2 separate regions of the Mus musculus genome follow, and region 2 is linked to region 1. The links are chromatin loops, found by intact Hi-C in ENCODE. Cell type or tissue: gastrocnemius. All regions are shown on one strand. Links, peaks and the distances in the headings refer to the core of each region. The heading gives the core; the rest is flanking DNA. Region 1 has its middle 29 kb from the start of Fam117b. Region 2 overlaps Ica1l (islet cell autoantigen 1-like).

Region 1 (8,611 bases), core at 263-8,262:
GTTTGTTTCCCCCTTTTAAATGGCACAGGTAATTTCCTTTCTGTCTTGCTGCTTTCTGTTTGGAGCGGTGTTAACAGGCTGAAGAAGATCACAAATGAGGGCATTTTATGTTTTACTCCTGCATAGGAATTTATTAAGAAAGATGCAGGGGCCGAGGTAGATCAAGCCTTTAATTCCAGCACTGGGGAGGCAGAGGCAGTAGGATCAAGGCCAGCCTGGTTTATAAAGTGAATTCCATGACAGCCAGAGGTGACACAGAGAAACCCTGTCTCAGAAAAGAAAAGGAAAGAGAAGGAGAAAAGCAAGCCACGGGCAGATAGAGTGGAATTACCTGGCATGTGGCGTGCTGCTGCTTTCTATGAAGTTGGCAGCTGTCACATCCCTGTGTTGCTCAGTTTCCTTTTCACCCTTTCACATTATACTTGAACATGCTTATTTGCATGATAAATGCCCCAGTAAAAAGACTATTTGTACCAGACAAGAGAGCCCATGAAAAAAAGAAGTATTGGTGAACAGTCAGTGTCTCTGTATGAAGCTTGATTTTTCAGATAGCAGATTTAAAGTGCACACCTGGATGTTTTATAATGTGAGACACACTTTGGAAGTCCCTCAGTCTTTGATCTCAAAAAACCCTGTTGGAGAATGAGGCCAATTGGAAGGATTTCACAGCTTGGAGAAGAAAAACAAAGTGTGTGGGGGATTTTCCCCTAATTTTAAAAATAGCCTATCATCAGTGTTTTCTTTGGCAGAGGCAACTACAAGACTACGTAGCAGAGACATAGCCAGATAGAAACTGGATGAGAAGCACCTACCGCTGAGTCTCGACTGTGGAGGTGGATGGGAGGCTGGTGACACAGCTCCACACGGCTCTTGCTCAGTCTGTGGTAAAGCCAGGGTTTTGAAGCACTCCTCTCTCTGAGCCTCCACAGGGCTGACATGAAACCTTTGTTTCATCTGCCTCTCTCCAGAGTGACCTTCCCTTTCTGCCTTCCTTGATTGTTTCCTCTGACCATGGTTTTAATGCTTTAGAGAAACTTATATAAAAACAACCAAATGGAGCTTACAAATGGGCTGGCTTTTTTTTTTTTTTTTAGGCAGACTCTCATAATGTAGTAGTCCTTACTATCCTAAAACTCACTGCCAGGTTGGCCTCGAACTCAGAGATCCACATGCCTCTGCCTCCCAAACGCCAGGATTATAGGTGTGTCGTCCACTGTCTCCATCTTGTCCCCTCAGCTCAAACGGTGAGCTTTGAGAGTCCCACCTGCTTGGTGATGCACACTTATGAATGGAGTGTTTCCTGGTGCTTGTTTCTGGTGCTAGGAATGAACGTGAAGTCTGTGCTTCCTGGACAAGCACTCAGTATCTCAGTATCTCAGCTCTATCTCCAGCCTCGAATGCTTATTTTTTGATTTAAGAGAATCCACTAGGGGATAGGATAATACTATTGTTTGGTTTTGGTTTTGGTTTTCACTGGTTAATACTCACAAATGAATACTGCACCCTGTTCAAATGTAGGTTTCAGAGATCACAGAGAAGAATAGAGACATAGGTAACAGCAGCATCCATCCTATGGGAGAGTGGAAGGGCTGGAGAGCATGCAAGCTGGCCTGCTTCAAAGTAGGTGGCTAGCTCTCCTCCCCAGTGTGCGTAAAATGCCAGGCATATCCTCCAGGCTCTGTATTCATGTTATGTCTGGAAAAAGGGTTTTGGAGAAGGTACAAACTGAAAGATTACAGAGATTTGGAAGTAACACAAATGAATAAATCTTGTAGAGCGTAACTCGAGAGAGTTACTGGGTTTGGGAAAAGTCTAGGCCCCACAAAAGAGGCATTCATATAAAAACAAATTTCAGATAGTTTTCAGACCAAACAAAACACAGCTGGCCAGTTCACTGGTATGCTCATCACACTGGTCTCTTCCTAGACAGACACCAAAGTGTTCACTCGTATATGTCACATACGCAAATGACACAGAAAATCACAAGCAATTAAGAGGAGGACTCTAGAGCAAACTTGATTCACTAAAATTCTAAGAATTCCACCCAAGCTGAAATCAAGAGCCCTGGTTCTGGTGTCTGTATGAACTCTTCAAATGTGTTTTGGGTTGGGAAACAGAGAGGATTTCCTTCCTCTTGGGAAGTTTTCTTTGTAGGTCAGAAGTCACTACTTGCTGAGCCAGATAGAAATGGAGATAGGTAACTCTATCATTTAAGGTGGCCTGGTTTACCAGGAGCCGTATCTCTTTATAAACTAATCACCTCAAGTAGTCTGTGGTAGAGAGGTTCGGATGTTCATGCCTATGGAGGCTGAAGACAACCTTGGGTGTCATCATTCTGGAGCCATCCACCTTATCTTTGTATTAATATGTATGTATGTATGTATGTATGTATGTATGTATCCATTTTTTGCTTTAATATATTTGAGTGTGTCTGGGGTGAGGAGGCAGAGGTGCAAATATGCTATGTTGAACATGTGGAGGGAAGGAGAACTGCTGAAGGTCTTTCCTCCACCATGAGCTCCAGGGATCGGACTCAGGCTGTTAACCCCCCTTAACTAGCTGTAATGCCCCACCTCCCTTTTTAAGGAAAGGTCTCTCACTGGCTGGTAGGTTGTCGGGAGGCTTGCTCAGTTGGCTGGCTCAGGGAAGGCACAGGCAGATCCCCAAGGAATCTCCTGCCTGTGCCTCCCCTACTGAGATTACAAGTGCGTACCATCACATCCAGCTTTCTTGTGTGGGTTCTGGGGACTCGGGTCTTCATTCTTGTATGGCACGAGCTGCTTACCCAACCGGATTCTTAATGCTGGTGCATATGTAATTTTAAGGTAGAAAGAAAAGAAAATCTCTTGAGACAGAAAATTTCTGTGTAGTCTTGGCTATCCTGGAATTTGCCCTGTAGGTCAGGCTTGCCTGGGACTCAGAGAGATCCTTTTGCTTCTGCTTCTGCCGAGACTAAAACTGTGCTCCACCATGCCAGGCCCTTAAGGTAGAAACTGTAAGCAGGAAAAAATACTACAGTAACCAGAAACTACTTCTTCCAAAAATTAAATATCGAAGAAGCCAGTCAATTCAAACAAACAAACAAACAAACTTCTAAAACCCAACTTCTCTTATAAAATATTTGCACAGAACTTGGATAAACTTTGGTAGAATTCTTCCAAATGCTAGGGTTCCATGAAAGGCCTTTCCTGATGTCTTAGTAAATTATGGGTTGGGGAGATGGCTTTGCTGGTCAAAGTGCTTACTGTATAAGCCTAATGACTCAAGTTCTGGTCCCTGAACTCATGTAAAAGCCAGATTCAGTGGTCCATGTCTGTGTGTAATTTTAGTATGCCTAAGGCAAAATGGAGTATGCAGCGAAGGTATAAACAAGAAAGACCTTGCATTGAAGTTGGAAGGTAAGGTCTGATACCCAGGGTTGTCTTCTATACTGCACTCACTTGACAAAGCATACACATGCCCCCCCCCAATATACACACATATATCCATGCACAAAAATAAGTCACCTGTAATTCACATTTCATTGTATAATTCAAGCAAAGCTATAATATCATGCTAAAGTCTGGGTGTAGGCTGTGTTCTTCTGGAAAGGACCAATCTGTAGGCTTTCTACCTTGTTCACACCTCATAACTAGACCTAAATGTACATTGTGCTCATAGGCCTTGCCATGATAGCTGGATATTGGTAGTCAAAAAAAATTTTTTTTCAGGACTGCAGGAAAAGGTACTTGTATCCAACTGTGTGTTTGATTCCTGGGACCCATGTGGTAGGAGGAAAGAATAAACTCACACAAGTTGTCCTTTGACCTCAATATGCAGCCATGGCACTTGTGTGCTAGAGTGCACACACACACTCACAATAAATAAATAAATGTAATAAAAATTAAAACATTACAAACAAAACAAGTGATGGTCTTTGAAAAAGGAAGCAGTCTAGCAATCAGAACTCGGACCAGCAGTGCCGCCTAGTGGTCAGGTGGCACACAGACTTTCTGCTACTGTGCCATTAACATGACCTGGAGGATAACTACTGGGGACATCTTATAAAACTATCTCAGGAATGGTGTCTGGTCCTGTAGATCACCACTGGTTGTTGACTAGATGATAAAGGTGTAAGAGACCTCTGTCAAGGTTGACAATTTCCTTGTCAAATGGAGAACCTCCTCTTCCTACATCCATGGATATCTGTAAAGGTTGACGACTTTGCATGACCTCTCATTTTATTAAATATTATGAGAAAAGTTAAAAATGATAACTATAAATGCAAAATAAAAGCATTTGAAATATCTGAAAATCCAGACTTACTCTTCTCAAAGCCAGGGTGCTGGGTGCTGGCTGTGTGTGAATGTATGTATGTATGTGTGTGTGTGTGTGTGTGTGTGTGTGTGTACATCACAGCCATACTCTCCTTCACTGCTGATCATTCTGTCCAACTTAACTCCAAAAAAGAGTGACACACATCCTAATGGCTTTCAAGAGCCCAGAGTAATTTAGAAGGGCTGAGATGCATGCCTCCTATATGCATGTGTGTATGGTTAGGTAGTACTGGGGATCAAACCTGCCAGGCAAGTTCCACCACTGACCTGTCTCCAGCCCAAGAAGCCAGATTAACAGAGGTTAAATAAAAACGGTTTAAAAGTGAAAAAGAATAGCATTTTGGCATTAGCAGAGCAGTCAATTAAACATTGTTATTTTTGAGACAGAAAACTGATGGGCCTCTCCTGCCTACAGGACAGTAGGTCCTGAGAGGAAGTGGGTGGTGTGGCACGCCTTTAATTCCAGAACCTGGGAGGCAGAGGAAGGAGGATTTCTGGTCTACAGAGTGAGTTCCAGGACTGCCTGGGCTACACAGAGAAACCCTGTCTTAAAAACCAATCAACTAACCCAAAACTCCACAGGAGTGCTGAAGGAAGGCTGAGCTGGGCATGAGTGTGGCCACAAGTGGATACATTACAAGTTCAGGTTAAAGATCAGGAGCCTGCTGGTCTGGTACGACCACTGACACAGACAGACTGCTTGGAGGGAAGACCAACTCTCAGAGTAGAGTCTTCAGACAACTGGGAAGGAGTAGTAAGAGTTACGGAGATGGACAGTTATCTGTTTACTTTTCCCGTCTGTGGTACTGGGAGCTGAGCCCAGAGTGCTAGGCATCACGTCTTAGCTCTTTCAAAAATGTTCCGTTTATCTTGTACCTTTGTTTTTCCTCCACTGTGGACAGTGTAGCTTTACACCAAGGTAGTGTTTCAAGAAAACAAGCATCTCTGCTAGCACATGTTCGGCAAGCTGTGGAAGAGGCAAGTACATGAATCACTCAGATGCTGAAAGCCTAACCTCTTTGGTATGTATCCTTTTCTTCACAGGTTCATAAGAGATGAGACATGTGCTGCCCCCCCCCCCCCCCGTTACCCTAAAGACACCTCTTGTTTTGATATTATGGTCAGTTCGTCATTCCTGAAGTGAATCTAGTTCCTTTTGGCTTTTTTATAAGAGCAAATCTCTTAGTTTTCGACAAGGTCTTGCTAAATTTTCTGGATTATGCCAAACTTGTTTCAGTCTTCCAAGTGTTAGGATTACAGACCTGCAACCATCATAGCCATTTTTTTTTTTAAATTACTTTCCTAGAAGTGAAGAGACATGACTTTTACAAAAAAGATTTTATGTGTATGGCTGTTTTGCCTGTCTGTTTGTCTGTCTGTAAACTACATGTATGTTGTCCCCAGACCTTGGTATTTTTGAAGTTCTCCATGATGTCTAAAGATAATAATGTATGTCTTTTCATTTTCCCCCCTTAGGAATTGAAGCATATCTTCCATGACATTATACATAAAAGACTGATGATTTAAATGCTACTAAAAAAGTTGGTAAGAATGGAAAACTTTCACCTGTTTTTCTGTTCCATTTACAACCCCCTCACCCCACCCCTCACCCCACCCCCACCCCATACCACCCAAGCATACAAAGACTGTTTTCTTGAATAGAGTTTTTCCCTTCCTAGTTAAAAGGGAGGGCAAGAAGACAGGGTGGTAAGCCGGATGACACTATCCACACTTCAGGGCAACTTTGCCTTTGCCTTAATCCTTTTGGTCTCCAGGACACAAAGTGCTCCTCTACAACAGAGTCACATATGTCAAGGTCTGCTGCTCTTTTTTAAGGTGCCAGTCTGACCCACTTTCAAATTTAAAAAAAAGTTGTTCACAATACAATGTGGGGACATCGGAGGTCATCTTTGGAGTCCATTCTGTCCTACCATGGGATCTGGGGTCAAACACAGGTCAGCACAGACAGCTCCCTTTTTTGTTTGTGTGTTTTTTAAGGGTTTTTCTGTGTAGGAGTCTGGCTGTCCTGGAACTCATTCTGTAGAACAGGCTGGCCTCAAACTCAAGAGACCAGACTGTTAGCGCCATCACTTGGCTTTTTTGTTTTGTTTAGTTTTTTGGGTTTTTTTTTTTTTTGACAGTTTTGCCACATAGCCCTGGCTGCTGGCCTTGATTTTTTTAAAATATAATTTATTTATTCTTATTTTATTGCATTGGTGTTTTGCGCATATGTCTGTGTGAGGTTGTCAGATTCCCTGGAACTGGAGTTGCAGACAGCTGTGAGCTGCATGTAGATGCTGGGAATTGAACTCAGGACCTCTGAAAGAATAGCCATTGCTCTTAACTGCTGGGCCATCTCTCCAGCCTGCCCTTGAATTTTTGACAGTTCTATTTTAGGATCCCAAGGGTTGAGTTTGTTGTCATGTGACATCATTCTCAATTTAAGGCTGTTCTTGATTTTTTTTTTTAAAAGAAAAACAGGGGCAAGAATGGAGCTGCCCTCCCCCAATGTCTTAATGTACTATGTGAAACAAGCTAACCTATCAAGGCATTCATCTAAAAATAATGGACTGTCTCAAAACAAGCTGACTTTCCCTACAGCCTTCTCAGGAAAGCCTTATTCTTGAAGCATTTCTACAGAAATAATATGTGATCAGGGACAGCATGTGTATTTGGAACCAAAAATTTGAACATTACTTAATAAGAGGATATAATACATCCAAACTTCTAAAGGTACTACTTTCTGTCACCTGAACATTCTGAGACTCTTTTCACCCCTGTGAGGGACAATCATTCCCTTGCCTAACCTTGTCCAGACACTGGGTCTCTGATTTGGTGTGTACCTGCCTCCCTTCATCTCTGACTCACCATGCAGGTTCTCATTATCTCTTGCCAGTGCTTGTCTACACGACTCCTCATGGCTCCCTCCCTCTCAGCCCATTCTTTATACTGCCAGTACAGTTAGCTGCTTTGACACTTGCTGATTACACTCTTTTGGATGACTCCAGGGTGAGTCCAGACTTGCATGTTAGCCCTCCTGAAACAGCTTTGTCAGCATCTCTCATTCTGTCTCCTTCCTTCCATTTAATGCACTCAATCCTACTTTTTTCTGTGTGTTTAAGCCAGAAGCTAATGTTAGGTGTCTTCATTTGGAAAAGGTTTTTCTGGGTAACCTAGAACTCCTTCTATACCAGGCTGGCCTTGAACTCAAAGATCTGCTTGCCTCTGCCTCCTGAGTGCTGAGGTTAAAGGCATGTGCTCTAAGAATTGTATTCTTTTATTTGTTTGGAAACAGGGTTTCTCTGTGTAGCCCTGGCTGTCCTGGAACTCACTTTGTAGACCAGGCTGGCCTCGAACTCAGAAATCCACCTGCCTCTGTCTCCCAAGTGCTGGGATTAAAGGTGTACGCCACCACCGCCTGGCAAGAATTGTATTCTTATCATTTGTAGTTGTGTGCATATGTGTGTGCAGGAGGCCAGAGACTTCAGATCTCCAGCTTCTGGAGTTTCTTTCAGGTCTGTGTGCCACCTGATGTGGGCGCTGGAAACCCAACTTGGTTTTTCTGCAACGGCAATGTATGTTCATACACATGGAGCATAACTTTCTAGCCCCCCTTCCATTTTGCTTTGTTTTAATTTTGTAGACAGGGTCTCAAACTCAAGAAATAGGTCTGCCTTTGCCTCCAAAGAGTTGGGATTTAAAGCATGCGCCACCACCACCTGGCTTCCATATTTTTCTTAATGCTCCTTTGAAGGGGCCCAGTGGTCCCAATGGAAACTGCATTTGCAGTTTCTCATGCCTCCAGGGTCTGCTTTGCATACCTATTAGTCCAAATTCTTACACAGTGCTCCAATCGAGAGCCCCTCTCTTCCTCAGAAAGGTTTTCTCTTTCTCTCTCTTATTGAAATGTAGCTAAACACATGAACTGGTTTTCAAAAGTGTGGACTTAACGTAACATGCTGCTTCTACAAACATCCTGCACTCACCGCTTCCTTCCAATAATCACTTCTGCAGCTGAAATCTTCCCTGGATTTTCAGACACATTCTGAGAACACAGCTTACCACTTATTTGGGTTTCTTAGTTATTTCCTTGTACGGATGTAACTATTTTTTTGTTGCTGTGGTGTAGTCTTTTCTTCCTCTTGTGACATAACCAGAGCACGAAGCAAGAGACTTTGATGGTGACGTTCATCCCTCTGTCACGGCAATGAATAAAGCAGCACACTGATAGCTAAGTCTCTGGTAGACACTGCTGATGGTTGGCTTCGGAAACTTGGATCCCACTCAGCACTCCC
Region 2 (8,000 bases), core at 1-8,000, 120 kb before region 1:
CAAGTGCTGGGATTAAAGGCGTGTGCCACCTCTGCCTAGCTGTAGTTATTTTTTAAAATGATACTGTATTGGTCTTTAGGTGTTTTTAAAGAAATATTAAACTAGCCTTCAATACTGACGATTATGAAGTCATGTCCAAGAATAATGGTTCAATCTCTGTTCAGTTCCTGTACCCCACTCTTTATTGAATAGGTATTCTAAAATACCATATTAGATGGATACCATAAATATCTGCAGTTGCCATATTAGATGGATACTATAAATATCTAAATCACCATATTAGATGAATACTATAAATATCTAAATTACCATATTGGATGGATACTACAAATGTCTACAATTACCGTTGGCTGGGGACATTATAAGCTCGACTGTCTTGCCTTCTTTGGCAAATATCACCTATACCACATTTTGTGTGGGATGTTCACCTCTCAGTTCTTATTTATGTGTTAAGTAAGTGCCATGCCTACCCTACAGTGTATGAAACTGATAAGAGTTTCAGGGCCAGAAGCATTTATTCATGATGTTTGTATAGTGTTCCAGTTTTTAGACTTTAAAAGAATTTTGGTATGTTTGCATAAACATTATGAGTTATCTTAGGGATGAATCCAAAACTAAACATGAAATTAATTTCTGTTTTTTTCTATATTTTTAACTGTTTAGGATAATTTTAATAAAGTTTTTAAAAAGCCCCAAAGTCTTTGGACAATACTCTAAACCATAGTAAAAGACAGGAAGAGTATTAGCTACACAGCTGAGAACAAAGACTCCAGACATTTCCACATGAGTCTACACTGTGTCCCCCTTCTTTTAGAAGTCCTTGCTGAAAGGAAGACATGGGCACAGAGGAAAGGAACTGGTGTGAGTCCGGTGTGTCCTATTTTGTGGCTGATGGAGATATTAGTCTAAATAGTGTGTATATAAAAACAAGTCTTGCTATGATAAAAGAAGTTCTTATTTGTGATAAAGAATTTCTGAATTTCAGATTTCCAAATTAGGAATATTCAACCTTGTATTTGGCCCAGTGCCTACAATCCTGACATAGTCCCTGAGTTAGTGTTTACAGAAATAAGGAGTCAAAAACAAGAATGAGGAGCTGGGCAGTGGTGTTGCAGCACTCAGGCAGAGGCAGAGGCAGAGGCAGAGGCAGAGAGGCAGAGAGGCAGAGAGGCAGAGAGGCAGAGAGGCAGAGAGAGAGGCAGAGAGGCAGAGAGGCAGAGAGGCAGAGAGGCAGAGAGGCAGAGAGAGAGGCAGAGAGGCAGAGAAGGAGGCAGAGAGGGAGGCAGAGAGGCAGAGGCAGAGAGGCAGGGGCAGAGGGGCAGGGGCAGAGGGGCAGGGGCAGAGGGGCAGGGGCAGAGGGGCAGGGGCAGAGGGGCAGGGGCAGAGGGGCAGGGGCAGGGGCAGAGGGGCAGGGGCAGAGGGGCAGGGGCAGAGGGGCAGGGGCAGAGGGGCAGGGGCAGGGGCAGGGGCAGACACTCAACTCTTCTGAGTTCAGTTCAGAGCAGCCAGCACAGAGAACCCTTGTCTTCAAAACAAAACCAAACCAACAACAACAAAACAAAACTAAAAGCAAGGGTTTTTATAGTCTGTGCAGATCTAGAGATAACACTGGTACAGATTTGATCGACCAGATAAGTATTTTATGTACCTCCAGAATTAAAATTTCAATTATATGAAACTGAGGGCTACGAACCTTGAATGTGCTTGATCCAAAATCTTTTTACTTTCTGGTTTTTACTTTAGGGTAGCTTTGTCTGAAGAGGAAGAGGAAGAGAGATTTGAAAGAGAACCAGGTAAGATGGTATATGTATTAAATTGAAATGGCCACATTTTTAATGTCAAAATGTTTTATCACAGTCATTCAGATGATTTAAATGTAAAAGACTGACTTAAATTGCATTTAAAATGTCACTTTTTAATTCCACTTTGTACAACTCAGGCATGTTCCTCCTTAATAGGATTGAGGCCTAACCAAGTTTCTTTTGTTATTATTATTATTATTATTGGTTTTTTGAGACAGGGTTTCTCTGTATAGTCCTGCCTGTCCTGGAACTCACTTTGTAGACCAGGCTGACCTTGAACTCAGAAATCCGCCTATCTCTGTCTCCCGAGTGCTAGGATTAAAGGCATGCGCCACCACCGCCAGGCTCCAAGTTTCTTTTAAGCCATATATAGTTGGGACTTTTAAAAAAATACATTCAGTCACAAGCCACTGACACTTAATGGAAGAATTTAGTCCACTTACACTTATTGATTATTGCTAGGCAGGGTCTTACTGCGGCTCATCCCTCCCACGTTTTGAGACAGGGTCTCTCTGTATATCTGACTGGCTGGAATTTGCTGTGTAGACCAGGCTAGCCTCAAACTCATCTATCAGCTGCCTCTTCCCCATGAGTGCTAGGATTAAAGGCATGGGCCAGCTCCACCTCCCTTGCTAATGATGCTCTTCAACTTTACAGTTCTCTGCTTACAGTTTTCCTCGGTGCCTGGATGGTTTTTCTTCAGTGTGCTTTCAGTCCTTTTTATTTTTGGTTTGTCAACTACAGGTGTTTGCTTTGTGGATTACCTTAAGACTCACCAAGAAAATAATCTGCCTATCAGATGCTTTTTTTGTAATCATAACAATTTAACACTGGTCACAAAGAATGAAAATAAAATGTGAAATTACCAAGTTCTGACAAACCTCCAGGAGCTGGAGAGCTGCTCAGCAGCTAAAGAGCAGTTTAGTGCTCCTGCAGAGGACCTGGGTTTGGTTCCCTGCACCTAACAGGGCAGCTCACAACTTGATATAACTCCAGCTCCAGGGACGAGACACACATATGGTGCATACTTATACACACACATGTATATATACATGTATTACTTATATATACATATGTGAATGTTTCACATACATTATATATATATGTTGTTACATGTATGTACATAATTCATAATTCACAGATATATAATTTCACTTTACTTTCATTCTTTGTGATCATTATTATGATTATAAAATAGCATCTTATAAACAAGGCTTTCTTATACATATATGTATATATAATATAGGCAATATATACATATATATTTATATATTCATGCATATGTATAATGTAGGCAAAACATTCATAAACATAGATTTAAATAAAATTTTTAAACCCTCTACATTTGCAGGGTCTCCTGCAGTCTAAACTGGCCTCAAACTATCTCTACACCCAAAGATGCCACTAAACCTAAGACCCTTCTTCCATTACCTCTGGAGAGCTGAGACTATAGACACGTGCTGTCATGCCTACTTCATGTGGCACTGGGCATTGAACTCATGGTCTTGCTCATGCTCAGAAAGACATTACCAACTCAGCTACACCCAGGCCCATTGTGAATATTTGATGTCTTTTTTTTTTTCTCTATGTAGACCAGGTTGGCCTACAACTCATAGGGATCCACCAGCCTCTGCTTCCTGAGTGCTGGAATCAAAGGTATGCACCTTTGTAGCCTTCAGGTTTTTGTTGATTTTGTTTTGTTTATTTGTGAAAGGTTTTCACTATTACATAGCTCTGGCTGTCTTGAAACTCACTCTGTATGTAGAGCAGCTAACCTTGAACTCCCAGAGATCTACCTGCTTCTGTCTCTCAGGTGCTGGGATTAAAGCTACATGCTACCACACCTGACTTTAGCTTTCATTTTTACTTTTTAAGAATTTACATTTATTTGTGTGGGAGTCTCTGCATGTGGGTGGATGCATGCAACAGTCCACATTTGGAGGTCAGAGGACAGTCTGTTACTTCCTTCTAATGTGTCCTCGGTATCAAATTCAGGTTGTCTGGTTGGGCAGCAAGTGCCACGACCTGCTGAGCCGCCTTGCTGGGCTCACTTCACACCTTTCTACATTGCCTTTTTCCTAACATAATTACTGACATGCAGTTACTTTTGCTTTTTCTTATGTTGTTATTTAGGCCATTACTAAAGACACGAATAGTTAATTGTATTGTGTTTACATTAGAGAATTCTAATATTACTCATGAGTTTTACCCCTTCTGGGTTATGTGTGCACAGTTTTTTCCTTACTAGCATCTCTTCTCTCTGTCTCTCTTTCTCTCTCCCTCCCTTCTCCCCCCCCCCCAATCTTTCCTGAGGCAGGGTATCTCTTTGTAGCTCTGGCTGTCCTAGAACTCACTCCATAGACTCAAGCTCAGGGACCCACCTGCCACTGCCTCCCGAGTGCTGGGATTAAAGATGTGCGTCTCTCTCCAGCCTAAGCATCTCTCTCCATTTGAAGAACTTGTAGCAGTTCTTGTAGGACGGGTCTGGTGGAGAGAAATTCCCCCCAACTTTGTCTTTACTTCTTTGTTTTGTTTTTAAGACAGCTTTTCTGGGTGTGGTTTTCTTGGCTACCACTTTCCTTGGATACTATGAGTACCTCATGCTACAATCTCTTGCCCTGTAAATGCTCTGCCCCAAGCAGAATTGGACAGCTTTATGTAAATTTGCCTTAGCAGGGGAGAGCTTACTGTATGTCTTATTCTTTTATGAGAGTGGCTGGTGTCCCTTGGCTCTCCTGCCTCCTCTACGCTTGGGAAGCCCTCAGTTACTGCTCAAGACCCCTCTGTACTACAATGACTAGATGATTTAATACTCTTCACATTTCTTGGGTTTTCCAGTTCTCATATTTTCTCCTTCAGTTGCCTGTCTTTGAGATGTTTTTTCTTATCTATAGATTGTGTTTTCACAGTGAAAGCCTTTGTTTGTGGCCGCCTGTCCAGAAAGTCAGCTTGTAATCTCTGAGCCTGTGGACATTCCCACTAGTTTAGCACTAGATGGCTCCCTACACTCAAGTTTGCCTCAGTTTTCCTGAAAGATAGTCCTCTGAATTCAAGTACCATGATGGACATGGTGACTTACACCTGAAATTTCAGCACTTAAAAGGCTGAGACAGTAGGGTTGCCACCAGTTTGAAGCTGTCCTGAGCTCAGTATGACCTTGTCTCAATAAGTACTTTCTTTAAAAAGAGGATGTGGTGGCAGCTTTGTCAGAACTTTGGAATCTTTCTCTGACCACACCCTGCTGGTCAGCCCTACTCATTTCCAGCTGATAGCTCTACTGACTTCGGGAATGCTACAGTACAAATATTCCTCAGACCAAACCAATAAAACTTGGGCTCTATTGGAGAAATACTCTCCAAAGTCAGTAAGTTGTTCTGATCCCAGCCAGCCCCCACCCCAACCCTGTTTTCTCAGGCAAAAAATAGCTGGCCATGGTTAAGCCTATACATCCAGCAAAACTGCCTTTTCCTCGAGTTCATATGACAGTCTTCACCTCTGAGAAAACTTTGGGGCTCAGTTCTCTGCACTCATTTGAGGATGATGTTATTTCCTCGGGAACGGTTAGGAATTCTCTCTTGTGTGGTCTGCTGGTCCCCTCTTAAGGAAACTCGTGTCAGAGACTGAGCTGGATCGTGGAGGGGAGGGAGGGGGGAGGAGGGGGCAGGGGCATCAGTGGTCCCCTTGCCTTAGAAGCAGAGCCTTGACTTGAAACTACCACTTTATCTGAGGGCCAAGGACTGGGTCAGTGATGAGGGGCAGAAGCCCAGCTCTACGTCATCTTCAGCAGTCTGAGGAGACAGACCCCTAAATGTTTTAGGGGCCTCAAATCAGGAAAACCCCAGATTTATGGCTTCAGAAAAGAATTCTAGAACTAGCCAGTATAAAGCAGAATGGGAGTCTCCTTTAAAATATTAAGACAGGCACTGGAGAGCTGGCTCAGTGGTTAGGAACACTAGTTGCTCTTCCAGGGAAGCCAGGCTTGATTCCCAGCGCCCGCCCGCTCGCCCGCCCGCCCGCATGTTGACCCACAACCATCTGTAACTCAAGTTCCAGGGAAGCTGATTCCATCTTCAGACCTCCATGGACACTAATTGTGCTCATAGTACATGGACATACATGTGGGCAAAATACACATAAAATAATAATTAAAAAACAAGACAGGGATCAGGAGGGGCTCAGTCAATATAATTGCCCACGCATGTACTTCAGCACAACACCATGTAAAGGCTTGGTGGGAATTGGTGGGATGGCTGGCTCAGCTGCTGGGGCACTGGCCATCCAGTCTGATGGACCTGGTTCATTCCCTAGGAACCACGTGGTGTCAGCAGGGAGCCTGCTCCTTGACGCTTTCCTAAGATCTTCATAAGCATATCCCACACATGCACACACACACCAATAAATAAATACTCGTTAAAAAAAGAAAAAGTTAGCAAGCTGGCAAAGTGGTGCACACCTTTAATCTCAACACTTGGGAGACAGGCAGGTGGACCTCTGTGAGTTTGGTCTACAGAGCAAGTTCTAGGACAGCCTAGAAACACAAGAGAAATCCTGTCTGGAAAAACAAAACTCAAACCAAAACAAAACAAAGCAACAACAAAAAACAAAAGTAAGAGAAAGAAAGAAACTCGTTTTCAACAAGTGGGACTGTAGGGAGGCTCTGCCCTGGGTTGCATTCTAATCTGCAGAGCCTGCAGCTAGTGTTGCACTAGGGTTTTCTGCTTCCTGCTGGTGGGGAGCTCCAACTAAACTCCAGAGTGAGCAGCTCTCTGTCCTCATGGCTCCATAATTCCTTGCCCGTCCTGGGCCACCTCAACTGGGTGGGTCAGTATTCATCCAATGAGCAGGGTCTGGCTGGACAATGGCAACCTCTGCTTGACTCTAGTCATGAAATGTAGCTTTAGGTCCAGGGACAGACTATGTGATGCTGGCCTCCCGAGTCCTGGGAACGTAGCCCCGCCCCAAACCTCAAATGAGACTGAGTGTTCCAGGCTAGAACAGTTACGGAGGAGAGGGCTGTTCTTGGTACATACCTCAGTTCCTCCTGAATTCCGGAGCTTTTAAGTAAATGTTTTTAAGTAAATGCTTTTTTTTTTCCCCATATCTTGAATAGTCTTGGGGCCTTTACTAGCTACACTGGAGATCAGATCCTGTGAGGATTCTGTTACTTTTAAAGATATTCTGCTACTTTTCAGCTATAATTTAAAATTTATCAGTAAAAGAGGCTCTTTTTAGAGAGAGACAGAGACAAAGGGGTATATATATATATATATATATGGAGAGAGAGAGAGAGAGAGAGAGAGAGAGAGAGAGAGAGAGAGAAGAGAAGAGAGAGAGAGAGAGAAAGAGAGATATTTTCTGCCTAGCCCTGGATGTCCTGGAACTCACTCTGTAGACCAGGCTGGCCTCAAACTCACAGAGATCCACCTGCCTCTGTCTCCTGAATGCTGAGATTAAAGACATGGTCACCACTGCCTAGCTTTTGCTTTCTTTTAAATTTATTTTTTACACTGTAATCAGAGCATGCTGATTGATGAACTCATGACATTTTTATGTGCTCGAGTATCAGTTTCTATGATGTCCCGCACACATGTGCCTGTCCATGTTAGTGTATCACCTTGCTCCTTGCACGAGTGTCTTCCCGACCCTGTCTGCTTGTCTGCTCCTTACTGCTTGTGTCTTTTTTCCAGGTCTCTGAGTCTTTGTCTCACATAGGCAGTAGTTTATTAGCACTTCGCATTCATAACTATTTGTTTAGATGCTATATGGCCATTTGACCTAAATCCTGTCTTACTAGAAATAATTATAGACCTGTAATTAATATAGTTGTTGTTTTAAAAATTATTTTAATGCCATAAAGGAAAAAATAGTTTTCCTATGTCCTGCTCTCATTTCCTCAAAAGGAAATAAAACCCTTGCTGTTTCTGTTCTCAACCAGCAGTTGCAAGAGCTCTGCCTAGAGACTCACTAGAAGGAGATGATTTTGAGAAAGAATTCTCATTTCTGAACAGCCTCCTAAGCCCCACTTCTTCAAGTGCTAGTGAGTTTACACAGGAATGCCAGCCCGCGTGTGGGAGCCCCTGCACTGGCCTCACATCCCAGGAGCCTTCAGTAGGACCCGGGTCTCTCACTTCCTCCTCACAGTTCCTTCCTTCACAGCTCTTTGACCTTGGCCTTCACGCTGATGGAGCTTTCAACAGT

The links. Hi-C counts contacts between places; a loop is a spot of excess contacts. Peaks named below come from ENCODE experiments on the same cell type or tissue, not always from the same donor. Only the 100,000 strongest peaks of a DNase experiment are listed, where the experiment ranks them.
Region 2: a loop joins it to region 1, with 2.7 times the contacts of the local background. A loop is called at or near these places in 18 of 42 quality-filtered maps.

The regions. Positions count from the first base shown.
Region 1 is chr1:59,879,297-59,887,907 of GRCm38, reverse strand. No RefSeq gene overlaps it. Among named protein-coding and RNA genes, the nearest start is that of Fam117b, 29 kb to the left of the region's middle. In gastrocnemius, for the core only: a CTCF peak has its summit at 3,965 (motif pointing left); a DNase peak (open chromatin) is centred at 3,963; H3K27ac peaks cover 321 bases.
Region 2 is chr1:59,997,449-60,005,448 of GRCm38, reverse strand. Ica1l (islet cell autoantigen 1-like) reads left to right here. Exons shown (of 11, transcript NM_027407.4): 9 at 1,744-1,793; 10 at 7,738-7,998. Among named protein-coding and RNA genes, the nearest start is that of Ica1l, 42 kb to the left of the region's middle. In gastrocnemius, for the core only: a CTCF peak has its summit at 4,786; no DNase peak of the experiment used is centred there; H3K27ac peaks cover 262 bases.